Regions from separate parts of the Homo sapiens genome. Here region 2 is linked to region 1. Evidence: chromatin loops called from intact Hi-C (ENCODE). Cell type or tissue: ascending aorta. All regions are shown on one strand. Each heading gives the region's core, and the rest is flanking DNA. Links, peaks and the distances in the headings are about the cores only.

The links. A loop is a pair of places that touch in the nucleus more often than their neighbours do. Peaks named below come from ENCODE experiments on the same cell type or tissue, not always from the same donor. Only the 100,000 strongest peaks of a DNase experiment are listed, where the experiment ranks them.
Region 2: it touches region 1 in a loop (2.5-fold over the local background); 23 of 110 quality-filtered maps call a loop at or near these places.

The regions. Positions count from the first base shown.
Region 1 is chr12:93,356,248-93,368,144 of GRCh38, reverse strand. All of the region lies in intron 1 of LOC643339 (a long non-coding RNA gene), which reads left to right. Among named protein-coding and RNA genes, the nearest start is that of NUDT4, 16 kb to the left of the region's middle. RefSeq lists a silencer at 3,816-3,885. In ascending aorta, for the core only: no CTCF peak of the experiment used is centred there; a DNase peak (open chromatin) is centred at 6,394; H3K27ac peaks cover 6,366 bases.
Region 2 is chr12:93,301,062-93,312,958 of GRCh38, reverse strand. All of the region lies in intron 2 of LOC643339 (a long non-coding RNA gene), which reads left to right. Among named protein-coding and RNA genes, the nearest start is that of NUDT4, 71 kb to the left of the region's middle. RefSeq lists enhancers at 9,754-9,803, 9,824-9,883. In ascending aorta, for the core only: no CTCF peak of the experiment used is centred there; a DNase peak (open chromatin) is centred at 10,138; H3K27ac peaks cover 1,655 bases.

The sequences.
Region 1 (11,897 bases), core at 2,019-10,018:
AGCTAATTTTTGTGTTTTTAGTAGAGATGACGTTTCACCATATTGGCCAGGATGGTCTCAATCTCTTGACCTCATGATCCGCCCGCCTCGGCCTCCCAAAGTGTTGGGATTATAGGCGTGAGCCACAGTGCCCAGCCAAAAGTAGCTTTTAATATGACTTTTCCTTTCTATCTTAAAAAGAAAATCAATAATACTTTCAAGTATGATATAGAGTGGACATGTCCTTTTTCTGTTGTATGTTCTCCAAGAGTCTTTTATATTATAGGTTTATAGAAAAGTCATATTATTTACAAAGGGAGACCTACATACAGAAATGCATTTTATATAAGGCTCAGCTTGAAAAAATTATCTATATAATTTTTTTAAATTTTTATTTATTTATTCATTTATTTATATTTTTTGAGATAGGGTCTCACTCTGTTGCCCAGGCTGGAGTACAGTAGTGTGATCACAGCTCACTGCAGTCTCAACCTCGTGGGCTCTATCCATCCTCCCACCTAAGCCTCCCAAGTAACTGGGATTACAGACCCACACCATCATGCCTGGCTAATTTTTGTATTTTTTGTAGAAACAGGGTTTTGTCATGTTGCCCAGGCTGGTATCAAACTCCTGGGCTCAAGCAGTCCTCCTGTCTTGGCCTCCCAAAGTGCTGGGATTACAGGTATGAGCCACCACATCCAGCCCTTTGTATTTTTAGTCATTTTTAAAGAAGCATTGTTCTGGTTGGGTGCGGTGGCTCACGTCTGTAATCCCAGCACTTTGGGAGGCCGAGGAGGGTGGATCACGAGGTCAGGAGATTGAGACCATCCTGGCTAACACGGTGAAACACCGTCTCTACTAAAAATACAAAAAATTAGTCGGGCGTGGTGGCGCATGCCTGTAGTCCCAGCTATTTGGGGCACTGAGGCAGGAGAATTTCTTGAACCCAGGAGGCTGCAGTGAGCCAACATCATGCCACTGGGTGACAGAGCAAGATTCTGTCTCAAAAAAAAAAAAAAAGGCCAAGCGCAGTGGGTGACGCCTCTAATCCCAGCACTTTGGGAGGCTGAGGCGGGTGGATCACCTGAGGTCAGGATTTTGAGACCAGCCTGGCCGACGTGGCGAAACCCCGTATCTACTAAAAAAAAATACAAAAATTACGTGGGTGTGGAGGCACGCGCCTGTAGTCCCAGCTACTTGGGAGGCTGAGGCAGAAGAATTGCTTGAACCCAGGAGGCGAAGTTTGCAGTGAGCCGAGATGGTGCCACTGCACTCCAGCCTGGGTGACAGAGTGAGACTCTGTGTCAGATAAAATGAAATAAATTAAAAATTAAAAAATCCAAATCTGGTAAAAACTTGGAGGTACTTTAAGATAGACTACTTTGATATGTGCTTAAAGAAATACTCAGGGTTTATGGCAGGTTTGAAAAACTGAAGTATAAAACTTCCCTGAGATATCCAATAGCAGAGACACAACCCATGTCTCTACGGACTCTCTGCCAATGCCATCTGTCAAAGCCACGGTGACAGTTTAATGTGTCAGAGGAACACACCCTGGGCCAAAAAGATGAGACACCTGGGTTCTGGTGGCAATGCCTTCAGTCTCTTCATCGGTTTTCTTCTCTTTGAAGAAAATGGAAGTAGCAACATCTGGCCTACCCATCTCTCAGGGTGTTGTGAAGACACACTGTGATAAATAATGGGAAACATATTGGGCAAAACGTAGAATGAATCAAAATTTTTAGATAACTTTCTAAGAAAAGAATTGATTTAAATGAAAATCAAATGTAATATAATAATGCAGCATTCTATCTTCCCCAGATTGCTACAAAAGTTCAGGGACATGGGGCTTTAGGAAGACTATAAGTTCTACATCCCTTTAAAAGAATTCTCACAGCAGCGATTCCAGCCGTGTGAATTCTGTGAAATAACATCTGGCTGCCCACTCTAATGCTGGCAAAGTCTAAATAGCATAGAAAAAGAGGAACGATTTGGTGAAAAGACACTTAGAGTAGGCAGGAGATTACCGTTAGCAAATGGTTGTTTAAATTCTTTGTTTAAGCAAGTGTTCTGCCTAGAATTTAAGGATTTGTGGTAAGCTTACCAGAATCCAGTCACCATCAAAGGCAATGATGGCAGAGGAACTCTGCCAGGCACCACGTTAAGAGCCTGAGTTCTTCACCTCACGACATTTGCCATGTTTTTTCTCTTACCCCCAACATCATGTCTTTATACCACCTCTTGTATATTTATTCTCCTATTCAAGACTCCTTTCTTTCCTAAAGCCTTCCTAGAACAAGTCCAACCTTCACATCAGCATGTGTTTAAGAAATATATTATTCTTGGGAAAATTTCAGGGTATTTCCTGCTTTTGTCCATAATTCAGTGATATTGTACCTGTTTTTCTTGGCTGAAGGAAACCAATGACTAAAATACTTTTAAACTACTGCTGCCTATACCTTCTTTAAAGAGGTCTTATTTTCTCATTGCTGGTAGTGAGAGCTTTTAAAAGGTCGAAATCCATATTATTATTCCAAAATATGTTTAGTTAAAAACTAAATGCCTAGTAGTAGAAAAATGGTCATATAAGTAGGCCGGGCATGGTGGCTTACGCCTGTAATCCCAGCACTTTGGGAGGCCGAGGCAGGCGGATCACAAGGTCAGGAGATTGAGACCATCCTGGCTAACATGGTGAAACCCCGTCTCTACTAAAAATATAAAAAATTAGCCGGGCATGGTGGCGGGCGCCTGTGGTCCCAGCTACTCAGGAGGCTGAGGCAGGAGAATGGCATGAACCCAGGAGGCGGACCTTGCAGTGAGCCAAGATCATGCCACTGCACTCCAGCCTGGGCGACAGAGCAAGACTCTGTCTCAAAAAAAAAAAAAAAAAGAAAAGAAAAAAGAAAAATGGTTATATAAATTACAATATATACACTTCAAGGAGTTCTATGTAGCTATAAATAACAATGCTTACATAGTTTCTAAAAGCAAGGCAAGAGCTTGTTACAAAGTTAGATTTCTAAGTATTAAAGGTTGTATCACCTGGAGCAACGTGGCCAAACCCAAAACCCATCTCTAAAAAAACATACAAAAATTATGTGGGCATGGTGGCATATGCCTGTAGTCCCAGCTACTCTGGAGGCTGACGTGGGAGGATCCCTTGAACCCAGGAGGCAGTGAGCCTGGTTGTGCCACTGCACTCCAGCCTGAGTGACAGAGTGAGTGAGATTCTGTCTCAAAAAAAAAAAAAAAAAAAAAAGTTGTGAATACAATACAGTCCCAACTATATAAAGATCTTAATAGCAGAATTGACAAAATAGTTAATAATTTTTATTTTTGGGTTAACTATAGATTTTTTTCCTTATGCTTTCCTGTATTTCTCAAAATCATGTCATGTGCATGTTCATTTGTATTAGAATATCGTCTGTGTGTGTGTGTGTTCAGCCAGACATTAAGTAAATTGCTTTCAGATTGGTTAATAAGAATAAAAACAGTCAGGCGTGGTGGCTTGCGCCAGTAATCCCAGCACTTTGGGAGGCCAAGGCAGGCAGATTATTTGAACTCAGGAGTTCGAAACCAGCCTGGGTAACATGGCAAAACCCCATCTCTTCAAAAAAAAAAAATTAGCTGGGTGTTGTGGTGTGCACTTATAGTCCCAACTGCTTGGGAGGCTGAGGCTGGAGGACTGCTTGACCCTGGGAGGTCAGGGCTACAGTGTGCCATGATCACGCCACTACACTCTAGTCCCGGCACCTGAGCAAGACCCTGTCTCAGAAAAAAAAAAAAAAAAAAGGAAAGAATAAAAACACGTAAAATCTCAATAATAATGATAAAAAATATATAATATTCTGTGAGGAACTGGTGTAGAACGAATGAGTTCACTCCAGACCACTCAAGTTTAAGTTAAACCAGAGCTCAGCCTATTAGTCTACAAAGTAGGAAGTGGTGAGGTGACTCTAGCTTTGTGGTTAACTTCATTTAACCTCAGCCACTATAGACATAGATCCCTTGAAAGCCCCCCACGATTGGCCCACCCCTTCATCCTTCACTATCTCTTCCCTTTCCCACTTCCTATTCTACTTCTACAGTTCCTTGATGGCCTAAATCAATGGACAGAAAGGGAGGGGAAAAAAAAATGAGGCAGGTCAAACTTAAAGGCGTAGGAAAGATTCTCTTTTCCTTACTTCTATCTCTGCAGGCAGGAGAGGTCTTTTGGACAAGTTCTGAGAAATAGAACTATTTCATGTGGCTGGGAACTCAACTACCTTAGCCAATGGAGCTTGTGACCCAGTTGTGGGAGTGGAGTTGAGTTCTCTTTTATTTCTTTAAGTGATTTTTAAAAATGCACTGGAGCATGTGACCATTTCTTTTTTCTTTTTTTTTTCTGAACAACTAAAATTTTATGATAATGATTAATATCACCTCTAATATTTTGGGAACCTGATCAAGGCCTGAAGCAGTTTTTCTGGCCTAGGATTGTTGTACTATCACATTCAATACAGGTTTATTGATGAAGGCTAGCTAGGGACACAGGGCACATTTGGAGGTCCTCATAAAATCTCTATTAGCTCCTAAAGGACACTCTGAATTTTTTTTAAATGACATTTTGTGATGTAAACAATAATTTCTCAATCTTATTTAAAATGTTGGGGAGGAAAACTGTCTCTAGCCTTTGCCGTTTATTTTGTAACATACAATTTGTGCCATTATAAGACAGGCCCCCTAAGTACTACTTGCAGAGAAGGAAAATAAATATTTGCAAGCTTGGAAAGAACAACAATAACAGATGCATGTCCAGGGTATAACTCTTCCCGGGGCTCCACAAAGGCTGGCAGATGAGGTCTTGACATAAGTTTCTAGGCAAGATGGGGAAAGAAGGAGACGGACCCAAGCAGAAAAGATCATGTTCAAAGGCATCACTGTGTGAAAGAGAACCTTCAGGAAAATGCAGGCTGCTTAATTGAAAATAGGTGAAGACAAGCTAGAGAAGCAGGCTTCAGCTACATCACAGGCTAAGGAATTTGACTCTATTGTAGACCAAGAGTATCAAAGTGACCTCAGAAAGTTTTCCCAGGCCAGTGCAGCTGTTTTAAAATAATTTTTGATTTGAATAACTTCAGGTAGGACAGATCTTCTCCAGGTCCATACAACTTCCTTCTTGGCCATATTAAACCCCATGGCTTCACACATTTGAGTGCCTGGTAGTGAAGGCATTTGAGATCTTCTCAAGAATATGCTAGGTAGATAATGGAGAACTGTGGAAAGACTGGCATAGGCCAGAGGCATGATCAGATTTGCAGTGTAGACAGATCATTCAGGCAGTGAGGTGGAAATTAGATTTTGTGACAGTTGGCAGCACAACAAGAAGGAAGGGCTAGTCAGAAAGATATTAGGATGATAGTGTCCTAACTAGGAACTGGAACTAATCATATGTGGAAGATGAAGAAGGAGGAGGTCTAAAGGGCTTCTAAGTTCTCGCTCTTGTAAAGGGGTCACTGGTTATTATACACCCAGCAGCCTGTGTTATACACTGGTTGTTATACGTCTTTGCAAAAGACATAGCAGGTTGGAGGCAAGGAAGGGATGTTGAGTTCAGTTCAGGGATGTTAGACCAGGTAATTGTGATGGCCCTGTGGGACGTTTTTGTCTAGCTATCCAGTAGACTAGAGATACAGATCCGTGGACATATGTCTTCCTCTCTGCACCAGATCCAGGCCAGGTTGTTGGAGGTGAGTTTCTTTTGGCACTGTTCATCCATTAGTTTCTTTGGCTATATCCCAAGGGAAAACTAGATTTCAGTTCTCACTTATTCCCACCTACTTCAGTTCTCAATTTGTATCCATCCTGCAGGAGTTTATTATTATTATTATTATTATTATTATTATTATTATTATTATTTTGAGATGAAGTCTCGCTCTGTCACCTAGGCTGGAGTGCAGTGGCACGATCTTGGCTCACTGCAACCTCTGCCTCCCGGGTTCAAACTATTCTTCCACCTCAGCCTCCCGAGTAGCTGGGATTACAGGCCCACGCCACCATGACTGGCTAATTTTTGTATTTTTAGTAGAGATGGGGTTTTGCCATGTTGCCCAGGCTGGTCTCAAACTTCTGACCTCAAGTGATCCGCCCACCTTGGCCCCCCAAAGTGCTGGTATAACAGATGTGAGCCACGATGCTGGGCTGCATCCTGCAGGAGTTTAGAGAAGTGTAATGACGTTTCATCTGCTTTTTACTATTCCTCCTCTCTCCCATCCTTCAACCAACTGCCCATAGTTGTTTGCACTATTATTGTCAGGAGGTAATTGTGCCTGCATCGTTAACCACCCAGCAGCCTGTGCTGAGATCTGTGGGCTGCATGTGAACATGAGCTGCCATCAGCATGAGGTGGCAGACACCCAGTCTTGGCTGTGAGCACACCTGGCACAGAAGGCTTCTCTGTCACATGAAGACCAGCTGACTTATCTGTAATAAGCCTGCTGGAGGTGGTGGAGCTCAGACCAGGCTGCTTGTGGGTTTGGAACTAATGGCAAAACCATTCTTAGAAGCTTGGCAGGACACATGCAAAGAAACAGCTACTTCTCAGCCCATAAAGTATTTGCATTACCTTCAGGAATTTGAAGCTTTTTACTCTGGACCTGAGAGGGGTTTGGGCACCAGAAATAAAATCTACTTCAAGCATGCCTCCAAATGATAAAATTCTTGATTTAATTTTGGCATTTTGAGCTGTTTGAAAGAGTAAAACAAATGGCCGGAAGTGCCTATGGTGAAAGACCTCCACAAGGGGTGGGACGCCATTGGTATCCTTCCAAGGAATTTCAAGCAAGTCGGTGATGCACTGGGTAATCTTCACAGTACCCTTTAATGCGGTGTTAGGAAATATTCAGATTAAGAGCAAGAGAGGCTCACTGAAACACATTTGGATACATTTGCATTTTGTGTTTAATTGTTATGATTAAATTATTACAACATTTGTTGAGACAAGTGGGGAAAAAAAAGAGTTTAAAAATGCCCATAATCCCACTACCTCTAAATCCTTTCTGCTATAGTTTAAATGTGTTCCCCAAAGTCCACGGGTTAGAAACTTGATGGTGATGGGGCCTAATGGAGGAATTTAGTCATGGGGGTGGATCCATCACAAACAGATTAAAGCCATTATTACATTATTGCATGAGTGGGTCCCTTATAAAAGGATGAGTTTGGTCTCCTCTTGCTGTCTTGCTCATTCTCCCTCTCTCTCCCCACACCCGTTCTCTATCACTTTTCTGCCATGTGATGCCTTTTGCTGTGTTATGATGCAGCAAAAAGGTCTTTGCCAGATACTGGCAGAACTGTGAGCCAATACATTTCTGTTTATTGTAAATTACCCAGTCTGTGATATTCTGTTATAGTAGCACAGAATGGACTAAGACAGTCTCCAAATCCTTTTCTGTCTGTACAAATAGAAACCGTTGTTTTTATTATAAACTTAAGATCATGTTGTACATTTGAGGATTTTGTTTCTTATTAAAATTGAGGTATCACTCACATGAAATGAAATATATAGATGCTAACTGACCATTTTGATGAATTCTGACAAATGTCCACCTACTCTGTGCTTCCCACCCCCCCACAAGCCATATGGCAAGAATATCATCTTAGAGCATTTCCATCACTCCAGAAAGTTCCTTTACTTCTTTCCAAATCAGCCTCTGCTCTACCCAGTTTCCCTGCACCATTGTTTAGATTTCTATCACTGCAGATTGGCTTTGCCTGATCTTGACCTTCATATAAATAGAAACATACAGTTACATAGAGTTTTGTAATCTGTTTTTTAAATCTAGTAACCTATGTGAACAGTTCCCATTTCAATAATATTTATCCACAGCATCACTTTCAATGGAAAAATAATACTGCTTTTGATGCATGCACTGTACCACATTTGTTTATTTAACCAATTCCTATTGATGGAAATTCTGATTTCCTTTATTCTCTCCCTCCCCCTCTAACCTTCCTTCCTTCCATCTTATTACAAATAACCCTGTTATTAATATCATTATAGGTAAGCCTTTGCACATAAAGCTTAATTGTTTTTGTAGTTTACATTCGTAGAAGTGAAATTGCTATGTCCAAAAAATGCACTTTTTTTTTTCCTTTGAGATGGAATTTCACTCTGTCACCCAGGCTGGAGTGCAGTGATCTCGGCTCATTGCAACCTCCATTTCCTGGGTTCAAGCGATTCTCCTGCCTCGGCCTCCGGAGTAGCTGAGATTAGAGGCACGTGCCACCACACCTGGCTAAGGCTAATTTTTGTATTTTCAGTAGAGACAGGGTTTCACCTTGTTGGCCAGGCTGGTCTCGAACTCCTGACCTCAGGTGATCTATCCACCTCAGCCTCCCAAAGTGCTGGGATTACAGGTGTGAGCCACTGCACCCAGCCAAAAATGCACTTTTTAAGGGATTTTGCTAAATGACCTCTAGAAAGACTGCCTTAGTTTATTTCTTAATATTATCAAAACACCATATAAGCTTGTTTTCTCACACCATGACCAACATTGCGAATTGGGGTGGGGTGGGGGGAGTCTTTGATCTCAGTCAATTTCATTGTTTATAACATGGTATCTCATTTTAATCTGTTATCACTCAGGTTATTAATGAAGTTGTACATTTTTTCTTCTGAGGAAAATTTTATTTTCTCATTTTACAGTGGAAAAAATGGTCTTTTATTTAAAAAAAACAAACTTACCAAATGATCAATAAACTGTTCATGGAAAAAAACTGATCCTATTAAGGATAGGAGGATAAAAAATAAACAATGTAAAAAACCACAAGCTGAACTTTCTGTCTCTGTTATTTTTAGCCAATGGCCTTATTGTATAATCTTGATTTTTGAATAGTGTTTGTTTTTTAGGCAATGCTTTTATTTTCAATTACTTCTAGAAAGGTTTTGCTTTTGCTTTAGGGGAAAAGTAAATTCAGTTTTGGATGACCAGGTTTTTAAATAAAAATGCATCCACTGAAGACATCTTTAAAATAAACATATCTTTGATATTTTAAGAAAGATTAAAGGAGAGCTGAATAGCCAGTGTCCAAGCAGCCACTTGCTTTTGGCCTTGTAGTCCAGCAACAAAGTTACTAAGTAAGGTTTGAAAACATTCCAGTCTTTTGTGTCAAATCCTTGGCTAGGCTGATACCATCTTCCTAGTACATGGTCATTTAATTTCAAACTGTAGTTATCATCAACAACATGTATACATACAATGAGGTCTATATTGTGTAACTTTTTTTTTTTTTTTTTAAGATGGAATCTCTGTCGCCCAGGCTGGAGTGCAGTGGCACCATCTCGGCTCACTGCAAGCTCTGCCTCCCGGGTTCACCCCATTCTCCTGCCTCAGCCTCCCAACTAGCTGGGACTACAGGCACCCGCCACCACGCCTGGCTAATTTTTTGTATTTTTAGTAGAGATGGGGTTTCACCGTGTTAGCCAGGATAGTCTCGATCTCCTGACCTCATGATCCGCCTGCCTCGGCCTCCCAAAGTGCTGGGATTACAAGCATGAGCCACCGCACCCAGCCATTGTCTAACATTTTTAAGAGAATCGTTGGTGTTTTAGTTGTAGCTCAGTTGAACTTGAGATAGCTCAGTTCCTTATTTGTAGAATTGTGGGCATTGATTAAATACCTCAAAGGTCCCTTTGAGACCTAAAACTCTTAAGATTTAAAAATTTATAATTGTTCTAGTAAATGTTAGTAATATGTTTATTATAATAGAAGTTAGTAAAAAGGAGAGAGCACTTTGATGAGTTCTTCTTTCGAATGTCCATAGAGCCATTTAGAGATTCCATAAGCATGTAGGCCGTAGGGTAGAATTCAGGTTCAGGAGTTATAGACAGTTCAGGGTCTGAAACCCAGCTTCACTACTTACTGTGTGGCCTTTAGCTAGTTATTTAACCTTTCAGTTTCTGTTTGCTCATTTGTAAAGTGGAGATTTGCAAACACTGTCTATTTTGTAGGGTTATTGTAAAAAATTAACATAAAGCACTGAAATAATTGCCTGAAACATAGGAAATACCCAATATGTAGTAGCTGCTATTATTGTTGTTATCAACAACACAATCAGGAATATATAGAATCAGTCCGGGCACGGTGGTTTACACCTGTAATCCCAGCACTTTGGGAGGCCGAGGCAGGCAGATCACTTGAGGTCAGGAGTTTGAGACCAGCCTGGCCAATATGATGAAACCCTGTCTTTACTAAAAATACAAAAATTAGCCAGGCATGGTGGTGGGTGCCAGTAATCTCAGCTACTCATGAGGCTGAGGCAGAGAATTGCTTGAACCCAGGAGGTAGAGGTTGCAGTGAGCCAAGATCGCGCCACTGCACTCCAGCCTGGGCGACAGAGTGAGACTCCGTCTCAAAAAAAGAAAAAAGAAAACTGGTTCTAAGAGAGAAAAATCTCTCTCAGAAGAGCTAATGAATGAGTAAATGGGGATTTAATATCATCCAACCTAGACATTAAGATTCAGACTTTAAAAATAGCCTCACAGGCCCAGCACAATGGCTCATGCCTGTAATCCCAGCATTTTGGGAGGCCATGTCAGGCAGATCTCTTGAGTCCAGGAGTTCAAGTCCAACTTAGGAAACGTAGGGAAACTCCATCTCTTAAAAAAAAAAAGAAGCCTCATAGCTGTTATTGAGATCATTTTACTCTGGAGTATTGTATTCAACAGTCTTAGTATAAATGACTACAATGTACATATAGTGTTTCCACTGACTGCATTTTATTTTGTGTGGATTTTATTAGTAGAACTTGTGTTGGCTCATTGGAATCTGTGGAAAATACGAAAACTGTAGCAGCACAACTGACTTTACTGACTTTTTTTGGTAAAATGAATATTCCAAGATCCTGGTATATAACTTTATGTGTGCTTGTAACTAATATGGCCTTGCTAGATGTATAACTAGTAAAAGAAAGAAAAGTGACTGCTAGTCTTCTAAAATAATAATTCTTAAGATTCCTCCCTGATGGTCTAGTGGCTAGGAACCCCCTCCCCCAACAAAAAAAAAAGGCTGGGCATGTGTATATATATATGCCTGACAACTAGGAAATTCCTTGGAAAACTTTGCAAGAAGTAATGCAATAGCAATAATGCAATAGGAATATTCATTCATTTACCCAAACTATTTGTTTTTAAACTAGAAATGATTGCAAATTGCTCAATCAATAGTTTGGACAGTTCATGTGGTTTTCCTGAGCATTCTGTCCCCTTTCAGGTCTTGCTTCGAGTTAATTAGATTCTTTGCTCTTCCACAAATGAGTTGGCACATGGGTGCTTGGGAATTTCATCTTCACTTCAACTGTTTTTAGGGACTCCTCTATCACAGTAAAAGTAGGAATGCCAAGTTTCTTGTCCAAAGAATAGGTTTTAACTCCACTTTTATTTTTTTCCAGTGTCTTACAGAAAAATATTTCTTTTTTTGTCTATTTGCAATGTGCAAAGCCAGTAACTGACCTTATGATCCTGGTCTTTCATTCACAGTTTACAAACACTACTGTCTATAGTCTATGATTAGTTTTTTAAAAGTTAAAAACATTTAACTACTAATTAGTAAAAACTATACATGTAAGGGTGTTGGAAAATATGACTAAGTCGTCCTCAAATACAGTGAACAAAAAATATGCTTACTATTCCAAGGAGAACTGAGAAAAATATGTATAACATAAAAAATGTCTCTCATTACCACGTGTAGTGGCACGGCCTCTAGTCCCTGCGACGTGGGAGGCTGACGCTAGGGGATCGCTTGAGCCCTGGAGTTCAAGGCTGCAGTGAGCTAGGATTGTACCACTGCACTCCACCCTGGATGACAGAATGAGACCCCGTCTCTAAAACAAAAAATTTTAAGTTTCTCTCAAAGCTAAATGTAATAATAGAAGTCATTTAT
Region 2 (11,897 bases), core at 2,443-10,442, 56 kb after region 1:
TGTTATATATAATATATGGATACATATGCATACGAATAAATTATGTACAGGAATCATCCTAGTTACACAAACAATATAAGAGAGAAAAAAAACCACAGTCTTTTCCTTATTGTAGTTGTGGTCCCTTAACGCTGTTTTCCATGTAATGTGACATTTTCATGTCTAACATTTTGCTTAAGGTGATGTTGGCTTAGCTGCTGAGTTGCCCAAAGGGTCTGTTCCTACTTGTGTCATGAAATCATTTAAATCAAGGACCTAGACGGTGGAGTAGTGAGTTGAGAAAATGAAGACATGCTTCTCCTGCTTTCGGCCTTACTTCTTATGGCAATTGGCACAAAGAAATGTAATGCTTCCATTTAGCATACCGGCCAATGTGGTGGATGTTGTCCCTTAAGGCAGGGGGCCCCAGAATGTGACTGTATTTAGAAATAGGGTCTTTAAAGAAGTGGTTAAAATAAAATTATGGGTAGGCCCTAATCCAATATGACCAGTGACCTTACAAGAAGAAATGTGGATATAGACAGGTACAGAGAGAAAACCATCTGCAAGCTGAGGAGAGAGGCCCTAGAAGACACCAACCCTGCTGTTAGCTTGATCTTGGACTTCTAGCTTCCAGACCTGTGGAAAAATAAATTCCTGTTCTTTAACAACTCTGCGATACTTCGTTGGGCATCTCTAGAAAACTATCACAGCGACGGTGGGGCTCTAAGCAAGGCAGAGAGAGACCTTAACATAGTTGAGGCTGGAAGTTTTGGGCAAAGAGGTGAGTGTAGGTTTGAGAACTTTGGGACTACAAGGGGAAAGTCATTTTTAGATGCCTCTCTGGAGGAAAACAGAAAATGGGTGGTATGATTGCTCACTTTAAAATAAATTCTTCACTTTACAAATGACTCACTTCTTGTAGCCAGAAGATAGATTAGAAGCCATGATAAAAATACTAGGGAATCAGAATTAAAGTCAGTGGAAAAGTATTATTTGTACTATGAACATCTCCTTCACACAGAATGTTTTAGGAATGCGTTTACCTCAGGAAGGCAGACAACTGGGACCATGTACAAAGGATTAGGTGGGGTCCCTGGAAGGAATTTATTGGAAGTACCAGAAGAGCCCGTAGACTGGGGACAAGATTATTGCACTCATACCAAAGAGAAAAGGAAATGCAGAAACTTGATTATTCGCTAAGTAGGTTTACTGCCCCTACCTTTGAATTTCATCTGTATTTAAGTCTTTTATTTATTTTTGAGATGGAGTTTCACTATTTTTGCCCAGGCTAGAGTGCAAAGGTGCGATCTCAGGTCACTGCAACCTCCGTCTCCCAGGTTCAAGTGATTCTCCTGCTTCAGCCTCCTGAGTAGCTGGGATTACAGGTGCCCGCCACCACACCTGGCTAATTTCGTATCTTTAGTAGAGACAGGGTTTCACCATGTTGGCCAGGCTGGTCTCAAACTCCTGACCTTAGGTGATCTGTCTGCCTCGGCCTCCCAGAGTGTTGGGATTACAGGCGTGAGCCACCGGGCCTGGCCCAGTCTTTTCTTTTTTAAACGTTATTTTTCCTGGAGATTTAGACTTAGCAGTGTGGCCAGGTTCTAGCATGGATTTGATAAACCTGGGACAAGTGGGTTGGTGAGGCTAAGGGGATTGAGAGAACACCTAAAATAGATTTTGCCCTCTAGCCATCATTTCCAGGGTTTGACCACTGATGTCACATCAGACAGACGGAGAGACAGTCAGATAGAACTTGCTTTCACAGGACTTCATCTGAAGTCATTATTCTAGTGCTAGGTCTATATTTCATCTGTCTGCTTTTGGAAAGTGCTGAGAAGAAAGCCTTCCTTCTTTCTCCCCACGCCCTCCCCCAAGTTTATACTATACATTTTTAAAAATGTTATTTTAAATGATCATACCATAAGTGGGCAAAAGAATGAGTTTCCTTGTTTAAATAGTCACTTTTTTTTTTTTGAGACTGAGTTTCGGTCTTGTCACCCAGGCTGGAGTGAGTGCAATGGCACAGTCTCGGCTCACTGAAACCTCCGTCTCCCAGGTTCAAGCAATTCTCCTGCCTCAGCCTCCTGAGTAGCTGGGATTACAGACACCTGCCTCCACATCCAGCTAATTTTTGCATTTTTAGTAGAGGCAGGGTTTTACTATGTTGGCCAGGCTGGTCTTGAACTCCTGACCTCAGGCGATCCACCCACCTTGGCCTCCCAAAGTGCTGGGATTACAGGCATGAGCCACCATGCCCGGCAGAGTCACATGGTTTTTTAACATTGAGTATGACGGGCGGATGTTCTTTCTGGTTCTAATGATTTTTTTGTCTTTCTTTTTTCTATTGGAAAATTTTTCTGGGAATCTCCAGCAGGCAGAAAGCATGAAAACTGTATGATCAGACTGAAGGTTTGACCTTTGAGCTCTGCTGAAAGTATACACCCAGCCATAGACCATTTTTCTGTCACAACGATTTCCACATAAAAGTTTTCTCCCTGTCCGTTCGTGAAAAAATTAACATTCAGGAGGCTCTCTGGGATGGAATGCATTTCATGTGTCAGTCACTAGTGTTTGGTAAGATATCGTCAGTGCTGGCAAGGGGCAGAGAGAAGAGTGGGTCAATGGCATGAGGTTCACTGCTGGGCTGCCTTTACGTGGGACAGGGAAGCTGGAATCAGTCCTGTGCTGAGCATAAGATGCTGCCTTACCTTGGTGGTGACAAGTCATCTTACCTCTGGTAAGAAAAAGTTTTGTAGCTATGATTATTTTTTTCTAACAGCCTGCTCTTTCTTCAGGAGGTAGCCTTTACTGTCTATTGGGTCTACATAAAGGTTTCCCTGGTGAGAGTGAATGAGTAGGTGATTCAAACTTAGAATAAGCACTGGGTGGGCTGCCCAGATCTCCCACTTCATGACTGAAACCGGCAGTCTGATTGGCTGACAGCTCACACCTGTCTCCTCCTGCTCTCCCCGACAACCCTAGTGATGAGAAGCCAGCTGTCCAAGGTCATTTCCCTTCATATCATGATGTGAGGTCTAAATGTCCAGCCCCCTTGCTTTATTTTGGGATATTTCTGTAAGACCATCCTAGCTCAAGGGCTCCCCAGGAGATGGGCGGAAGCCCTTGCTGTGACTGCGTTGCAGCCCAACTTCTCCCTCTGCCTGAATCAGCAGCTTTGATATCTCCACAGGTGTTAATCCCAAGATCACTTCCCAATAAACCTCCTGTGTGTAAGCCTCCATCTCTAAGTCTGTTTCCCAGGAAACCCAACCTGCAACAATATTTTTCTTAAATATGGCAGTTTTATTTATACTTTTTTTTTTTTTTTGAGACAGAGTCTCTCTTTGTCACCCAGGCTGGAGTGCAGTGGCTCGATCTCGGTTCACTGCAACCTCTGCCTCCCAGGTTCAAGCGATTCTTCTGTCTCAGCCTCCTGAGTAGCTGTGGTTACAGGGACCCGCCACCACGCCTGGTTAATTTTTTTTAGTGGAGACAGGGTTTCACCATGTTGGCCAGGCTGGTCTTGAACTCCTGAGCTCAAGTGATCTGCACTCCCCTTGGCCTCCCAAAGTGCTGGGATTACAGGCATGAGCAACTGCGCCCAGCCTTTAGTCCTCTAAATTTGTTGATGTTGGTTTTATGGCCCAAGATATAGTCTATTTTGGGATGTGTTCCATGGGCGCTTGAAAATAATGTGTTTTCTGCTATTGTTGGGTGGAATAGTCTATAAATGTAGATTAGGTCCTATTGGTTAATAGTATTATCAGGCTGGGAGCGGCGGCTCACACCTTTAATCCCAGCACTGGGGGAGGCCAAGGCAGGAGGATTGCTTGAGCCCAGCAGTTTGAGACCAGCCTGGACAACATAGTGAGGCCCCTATCTCTACAAAAAATAAGATAACATAAATTAGCCAGGTGTGGTGGCAGGTGCCTGTAGTTCCAGCTACAAGGGAGGTTGAGGTGGGAGGAGCACTTGAACCTGAGAGGTCGAGGCTGGAGAGAGCTGTGATCATGCCACTGCACTCCAGCCTGGGTGACAGAGTGAGACCCTGTCTCAAGGAAACAAACAAAGTATTCCTGACTTCTTCTACATCCCTGCCAATTTTCTGTCTGCTTGTTCTATCAGTTGTTGAGAGAAGGCATTGAAGTTTATGACTATTAGTGTGGATTTGTCTATTTATTCTTTCAGTTCTATCAGTTTGTGTTTCACATTTTGCAGTTCTGTTGTTTGTTGCACACACATTTAGGAAGCTACGTCTTCTGGATGGACTAACCCTTTTATCATTATGGAATGTTTTGCCCCATCTCTGGTAATTTTCTTTACTCAGTAGTCTACTCTATTTGATATTAATATAGCAACTCCTGCTTTCTTTTGATTAATGTTTAGATGAGATATATTTTTTCTATTTGTTTACTTTGAATCTACCTATCTAATTATAATTGGAATTTCTTGTAGACACATGTATAGTTGGGTCATGTTTTTTCGTCTACTCTGCAAATCTCTGTCTTTTCATTGGTGTGTTAGGTCGTTTACACTGGATATAATTATTGATGTGATAGGACTTGTGCCTGACATTTTATTTTTTGTATTTTGTATCTTTTGTTTTCTCTCAGTTTTATGTTTCTGTTTTTTTTCTAACTTCCTATGGGTTATTAAAACTTAGTGCATTTAGGCCGAGCGTGGTGGCTCACACCTGTAATCCCAGCACTTTGGGAGGCCAAGGCCGGCGGATCACGAGGTCAGGAGATTGAGACCATCCTGGCTAACACAGTAAAACCCCGTCTGTACTAAAAATACAAAAAAAAATTAGCCGGGCATGGTGGCAGGTGCCTGTAGTCCCAGCTACTCGGGAGGCTGAGGCAGGAGAATGGCGTGAACCAGGGAGGCGGAGCTTGCAGTGAGCTGAGATCGCACCACTAGACTCCAGCCTGGGCGACGGTGTGACTCTGTCTCAAAAAAAAAAAAAACAAAAAACAAAAACAACTTAGTGCGTTTAAGTGTATCTTTGCATAGTATTTTTAGTGGTTATATATACATAACTTATCACTGTCTACTGGAATTGACATTTTAGCAGTTTAAGTGAAGCATAGAAACCTTACTTCTCCTTATGTCTTTTTACTCTCCATATTTATAATTCTTTTTTTTTTTTTTTTGAGACAGGGTCTCACTCTGTCACCCAGGGTGGAGGGCAGTGGTGCAATCATGGCTTACTGCAGCCTCAACCTCCCAAGGCTCAGGTGATCCTCCTGCCTCAGCCCCTGAGTAGCTGGGATTACAGGCATGATTCCTGGTGCCTGGCTAATTTTTGTATTTTTAGTAAAGATGGGGTTTTGCCATGTTGCCCAGGCTGGTCTTAAATTCCTGGGCTCAAGCGATCCATCCACCCTGGTATCCCAAAGTGCTGGTATTACACTGCGCCCAGCCCATAAATCTTAAATAGCCCATCTATATGCATTTAGAACCACATCACTGTTATGTTTGCTTTAGCTATTTAAAAGAATCTGGGAAACTTAAGTGGAGAAGAAGAATCCATTATATTTACTCATAATTTTACTGTTTCTTCCTGATGTTCCAAGATTACTGCTTTTATCATTTTTTTGTTGTTGTTTTTCTGTTTAGGAAACTTCCTTTAGCACTTTTTTTTTTTCTCTTTTTTTGTGACGGAGTCTCACTCTGTCACCCAGGCTGGAGTGCAATGGCATGGTCTCAGGTCACTGCAACCTCTGCCTCCCGGGTTCAAGCAGTTCTCCCACCTCAGCCTCCCGAGTAGCTGGGACTACAGGCGTGTGCCACCACACCCGGCTAATTTTTTTGTATTTTTAGTAGAAACGGGGTTTCACTATGTTGGCCAGGCTGGTCTCGAACTCCTGACCTCATGATCTGCCCGCCTTGGCCTCCCAAAGTACTGGGATTAAAAGCGTGAGCCACTGTGCCCAGCCTAGCCTATCTTTTAGTTTATGTCTGATGATGACAAATTATCTTAGTTTTCTTACATGTGAGAATGTCTAAGTTTTCCCTTCATTCCTGAAGATATTTTCTCTGGATATAGAATTCTGGATTGATAGTTCTTTCCTTCCAGCACTTGAAAAACACTGTGCCACTTCCTTCTGGCTTCCATGATTTCTGATGAGAAATCTGTTGTCATTAGAATTGTTTTCTCCTGTGAGTAAGGTGTTATTTCTCTTTCACTGCTTTCATTACTTTTTTTTTTCTTTTTGGTCATGAAGCATGGAAGAGACTTAATTTAATAATTTTTTCTCTGTCTTTAGTTTTCCCAAGTTTGACTATGATGTGTCTTGGCATGGATTTCATTTGGTTTTTCTTGTTGAGGTGCATTGAGCTTCTTAAATCTCTAGGTTTACATCTTTTGCCAAACTTGAGATATTTAGCCATTATTTCTTCAAATACTTTTTTCAGCTCCATCTTCTTTCTTCTCTTCTTCTGGGACTCCAGTGATATTAATGTTAGACTGTTTAAAATAATCTATAGATCCTTATTGCTCTGTTAATTTATGGGGGGTGGGGTATCTATTTTCTTTCTGTTGTTCAGACTGGGTAATTTCTAGTTATCTATCTTCAAGTTCACTGTTTACTTCTATTGTCTCCTCCATTCTGCTGTTGAGCTCGTCCGCTGAGTTTTTAATTTCTATCGTTGTAGTTTTCAGTTCCAAATTTCCATTTGGTGCTTCTTTAAATCTTCTATTTCTTTGCTGAGACTTTCTATTTTTTTCATTTGTTTAAATATGTTTATTATGGCTAATTGAAGCATATTTATAATAGCTGTTTACAAATATTTGTTAGATAATTCTAGTATCTCTGTCATGTCAGTGTTGGCACCTATTGGTTATATTTTTAGATAAGTTAAGATTTTTCTTGTTCTTACTATGATGAATGTTTTTTTATCAAAACCTGGACATTTGGGTATTGTGTTATGGGACTCTGGATCTTATTTAAGCCTTCTGTTTTAGCTGGCTTCTTCTAATACCACTCTGGCTGGTGGTGAGGGAGCCACCTCTTTATTAATGCCAGGTGTGGTAGAAATCCAGGTTCCCCACTCAGCATCCATTAACATCCTCAGGACAGAAAGGGCTCCTCATTAGTGCCGGGTGTAGGTGGGAATTCTGGCTCCCCATGTTGCCTCCACTGATACCACAAGCATTGGAGTAGCCTTGTTACTTTTGAGCACTGGAAAAAGTCTTATTATCTCCACTAGAGCTACTCTGACACCATCCCAGTGGAGAAGGGGAAGGGTGCCCCATTAACAGAAGTGGAAGTCCAGACTCCCTCCTTTACCTTTGCTGGCATGGGTGGAGGTGGAGTCAGAGTTTTTCTATGATGTTTAGCTGGAGTAGAGTGGTTATTATCGAAAAGTTTTCTGTCTTGCTGTTTGGCTAACCTTCTCTTTTCCTGGTCCTTTGGCTAGAGACATCAGGCTTGTTTTGGACTTTCTTTGTCTGTATCCATTGGCATTCTGTGCATCTACCTTCTCCAGCTCCAGCACAGTTTGGGATATAAGAGGCAATAAAGAAACCCAGGGAATTCACTGCTATGTCATTCTTTGGGTCCTGAGATTCCTAGTAGTCTGCATTCTTCTTTCCACCTTTATATATAAGGTCCATGATTTTCAGTTGTACTTTGCAGAAGGAATAGGGAAATGTACTTCTCCATTTTTCTCAAAGCAGATGTCCCTAATGTATATTCAGCCCATTTATTTGGAAGTCTCTTTAATTCTGCCCCTCCGCTGCAAAAACTGTGGACATTAATGAAACTTTAGTCTTCAAAACTGAATCTAATTATTATTATTGAGACAGGGTCTCCCTCTGTCACTCAGGCTGGAGTGCAGTGGCATGACCCCCAGGCTGAAGCTGTTTTCCCACCTCAGCCCCCTGAATAGCTGGGACCACAGGCATACATCACCACACCCAGCTAATGTTTTATTTTTAGTAGAGATGGGGTCTTACTATGTTGCCCAGGCTGGTCTCGAACTCCTGGGTTCAAACAATCCTCCTGTCTCAGCCTCCCCAAATGCTGGAATCACAAGCATGAGCCTCCACACCTGGCCAAAATTGAATCTAAACGAAGGATTGCTAAGTTTGGATTATTTGAGATATTGAGAATCACTATTTATTAGGAGTAAAACTCATGCCCTAGATTTTTCAGGGAAGTCTGGGTTTTAAGTAATTTCATTATTTTAATCCCCCCCCCCCCAAAAGCATTTCATCAACTAAAAAAAGTGATTTTTTAAATACTAAAAAACTGACAAATATGAGAAAAACCTGTATCTGACCTCAAGTCCCTTTTTTTTCATTTTGGAAAATGAGGTTACAATTTATCTAGTCATGAGATACAAGAGGCAACCCATAGGGAACTAATATTTATTTTGAGGCATTCTTTTGCTAAACATCTGGATGATTGCTAGAGAATAATAACAATGATAATAAAAGTGAATATTTGCAGAATATTTTACTATAAGTCAGGCACAGTTTATGCTCACTGTCTCATGTAAAATTCACTGTATGCCTATTCAGAAAATTGTAATATTTTCTTTTCTTTCTTTCTTTTTTTTTTGAGATGGAGTCTCTCTCTTGTTACCAAGGCTGGAGTGCAATGGCGTGATCTTGGCTCACAGCAACCTCCACCTCCCAGGTTCAAGCAATTCTCCTGCCTCAGCCTCCCGAGTAGCTAGGATTGCAGGCATGCGCCATCTGGACCAGCTAATTTTGTATTTTTAATAGAGATGGGGTTTCTCCATGTTGGTCAGGCTGGTCTCGAACTCCTAACCTCAGGCGATCCGCCTGCCTTGGTCTCCCAAAGTGTTGGGATTAAAGGAGTGAGCCACCACGCCCGGCCAATATTTTCTTCAGTTTGCAGATGAGTAAACAGAAGTTTAAAGAGGCTAAGTAGACCAGGCACGGTGGCTGACACCTGTACTCCCAGCACTTTGGGAGGCCTAGGTGGGTGGATCACCTGAGGCCAGGAGTTCGAGACCAGCCTGGGCAACATGGTGAAACCCCGTCTCTACTAAAAATACAAAAATTAGCCAGGCATGGTGGCAGATGCTTGTAATCCCAACTATTCAGGTGGCTGAGGCATGAGAATCGCTTGAACCCGGGAGGCAGAGGTTGCAGTGAGCCAAGATTGTGCCACTGCACTCTAGCCAGGGCGACAGAGTGAGACTCTGTCTCAAAAATAAAATAAAATAAAATAATAAAGAGGTTAAGAAGATGGCTTAAAGTCACACAGCCAGCAAGTCGGGGGAGCTTAGTCTCTGTGACACTATCACCCATGCTGTAGACCATCACCATCTGATAGAAATAATGTGAGCCCCATATATTATTTAAAGTGTTCTAATAGCCACATTAAAAAGTAAAAAGAACCATGTGAGATTAATTTTAATAATATATTTCCTTTAACCCAATATAGCCAAAATATTATCATTTCAACATGTAATCAATATAAAAACTATTAATGAGACAGTTACTTTTTTTGTGCTAAGTCTTTGAAATCTGGTGTGGATGTAACACATAGCACATCTCGGTTTGGAGACTAAATTTTCATTGGAAATACTTGGTCTGTATTTAGATTTCATAAAATTTCATAAAATTAGATTTTATAAAATTTAGGTTTCACAAAATTTACAGTTGAAAAAGTAGATTTACATATCAAAGTTATTCCAAACATATGCAGAAATTCTCCAATAACTAAATTATGTAGAAGTTCTTCAATAACTAAATCTGGTCCAAGTTTTCAAATTAAAGTTTAAATTAATTACAATCTCCTTTCTCTGTCACTGTAGCTATATTTTGAGTGCTCAGTAGTCATGGCTGAGTGCTCTAGAACATTCTGTTACCCTGCCTGAATTATTTCTGTTAAGGGCTGAATCTCAAGGGGAACAAAACTTATGCCATAGCCAGAAAGAGGGAGAAAATTCGTGGAAGTGGAAGAAGGGTCAGCCAAGGGTCAAGAGAAAAGACCTTCTTTTTGGCTGCTATTAGGGTTACAGTAAGTTCTAGAGTTTTGGTAACTAGGGAAGGAAGCTAAAAGTGTTTTCTTTCATTTCTGAGAATACGTCATGTGTATATCTTACTAAACCTGGCTTTTCAAAGAAGGCTATGTCTTGATCTAGGAAAGATTAAAGCCAAATGAAAATAGCACTGAGCTCCTGGCAGAATAGCTCACCAGCTGAGCATGTCCATGAGGTCACAAGCTCTGTCTGTGTAATGGTTAGTCACTCAGTAAGGGGTCCAAGTCAAAGCTAAACCCTCTACCACAAACCCTGGAATGGAAAGGATCTCATATTTATTCTTGTCGTAGTTGTTTGTGGGGATCCCTGGGTTATGGAATATGTCTCAAAATGGCAGAAATTACACCTCGGTGCCAAGCAGTAGTTCCTGATCTTTTAAAATTCAAATCTATTTTACAGTAATAAATAATGTTATGATCCCCTCTAAGGAACTAAAGTCATTATGTTATTTCTGCAAAGTAGTTAGGAAATAAAGAAATTATTTTAGGTTTTTAAAAATCAACTTAATGCCAGGTGCAGTGGCTCATGCCTATAACTGTAGCACTTTGGGAGGCCAAGGTGAGAGATTGCTTGAGGTCAGGAGTTCAAGACCAGCCTGGGCAACATAGCGAGACCTCATCTCTACAAAAGAAAAAAAAAAAAATTAGGGCCTGGTGCAGTGGCTCACGCCTGTAATCCCAACACTTTGGGAGGCCGAGGTGGGCAGATCAACTGAGGTCAGGAGTTTGAGACTAGCCTGGCCAACATAGTGAAACCTCATCTCTGCTAAAAATACAAAAAAATTAGCCAAGTATGGTGGTAGGCGCCTGTAGTCCAAGCTACTCAAGAGGCTGAGGCAGGAGAATCACTTGAATCTGGGAGGCAGAGGTTGCAGTGAGCTGAGATCTCGCCACTGTACTCCAGCCTGGGGCAACAGAGCAAGACTCCGTCTCAAAAAAAAAAAATTTTTCAAAATTAGCCTGACATGATGATGGGCACCTATAGTCCCAGCTACTCAGGTGCCTGAGGCAGGAGGATTGCTTAAGCCCAGGAAGTTGAGGCTGTAGTGAGCTATGATCATGCTGCTTCACTGGGCAAGAGTGAAACTTTGTCTCAAAAAAAAAGAAAAAATCAACTTAAGAGAATTATGTTTTTAAAGATTATATTGAAGTATGTCTTAATATGTTCTGTAATAATACTTATAATGCATATAAACACCAGCTTTAACTTTTCCTTAAACAAATGACGTATGCTACTTAATTTACTCTAAATAGATTATATAAAAAAGCATGATTTAGGGTCGGGCGCAGTGGCTCATGCCTGTAATCCCAGCACTTTGGGAGGCCAAGGCTGGCGGATTACTTGAGCTCAGGAGTTTGAGATCAGCCTGGGCAACATGGCGAGACCCCGTCTCTACTAAAAATACAAAAAAATAGCTGATGTGGTGGCATGCATCTGTGATCCCAGCTATTTGGCAGGCTGAGGTGGGAGGATCGTTTGAGCCCAGGAGGCAGAGGTTGCAGTGAGCCAAGCTCCTGCCACTGCACTCCAGCCTGGGTGCAGAGCAAGACTCTGTCTCAATAAATAAATAAATAAATAAATATATAAATAAATAAAGCAGGACTTGACAAGTGCATATTACAAATCACATTACATCTTGTTTGCTTTGGAGACTAGATGTATATTAAAATGTAGACTTAGATTTAACTATTAATATGTTTTACAGCACCAAAAATAATGGCATTCACAATCTGATGGTTGGAATTCTTGCATTTCGTGTGCTTAAAAAATGTAAATCATCACTTTGATTTGATTATTTTTTGTTTTTTACTTCTCCAAGAAGAGGTAGAGTGATGGCTTTGTGCCCTCACTATATGGCAAATACCCATTTACACAGAGGTTAAGAAAGT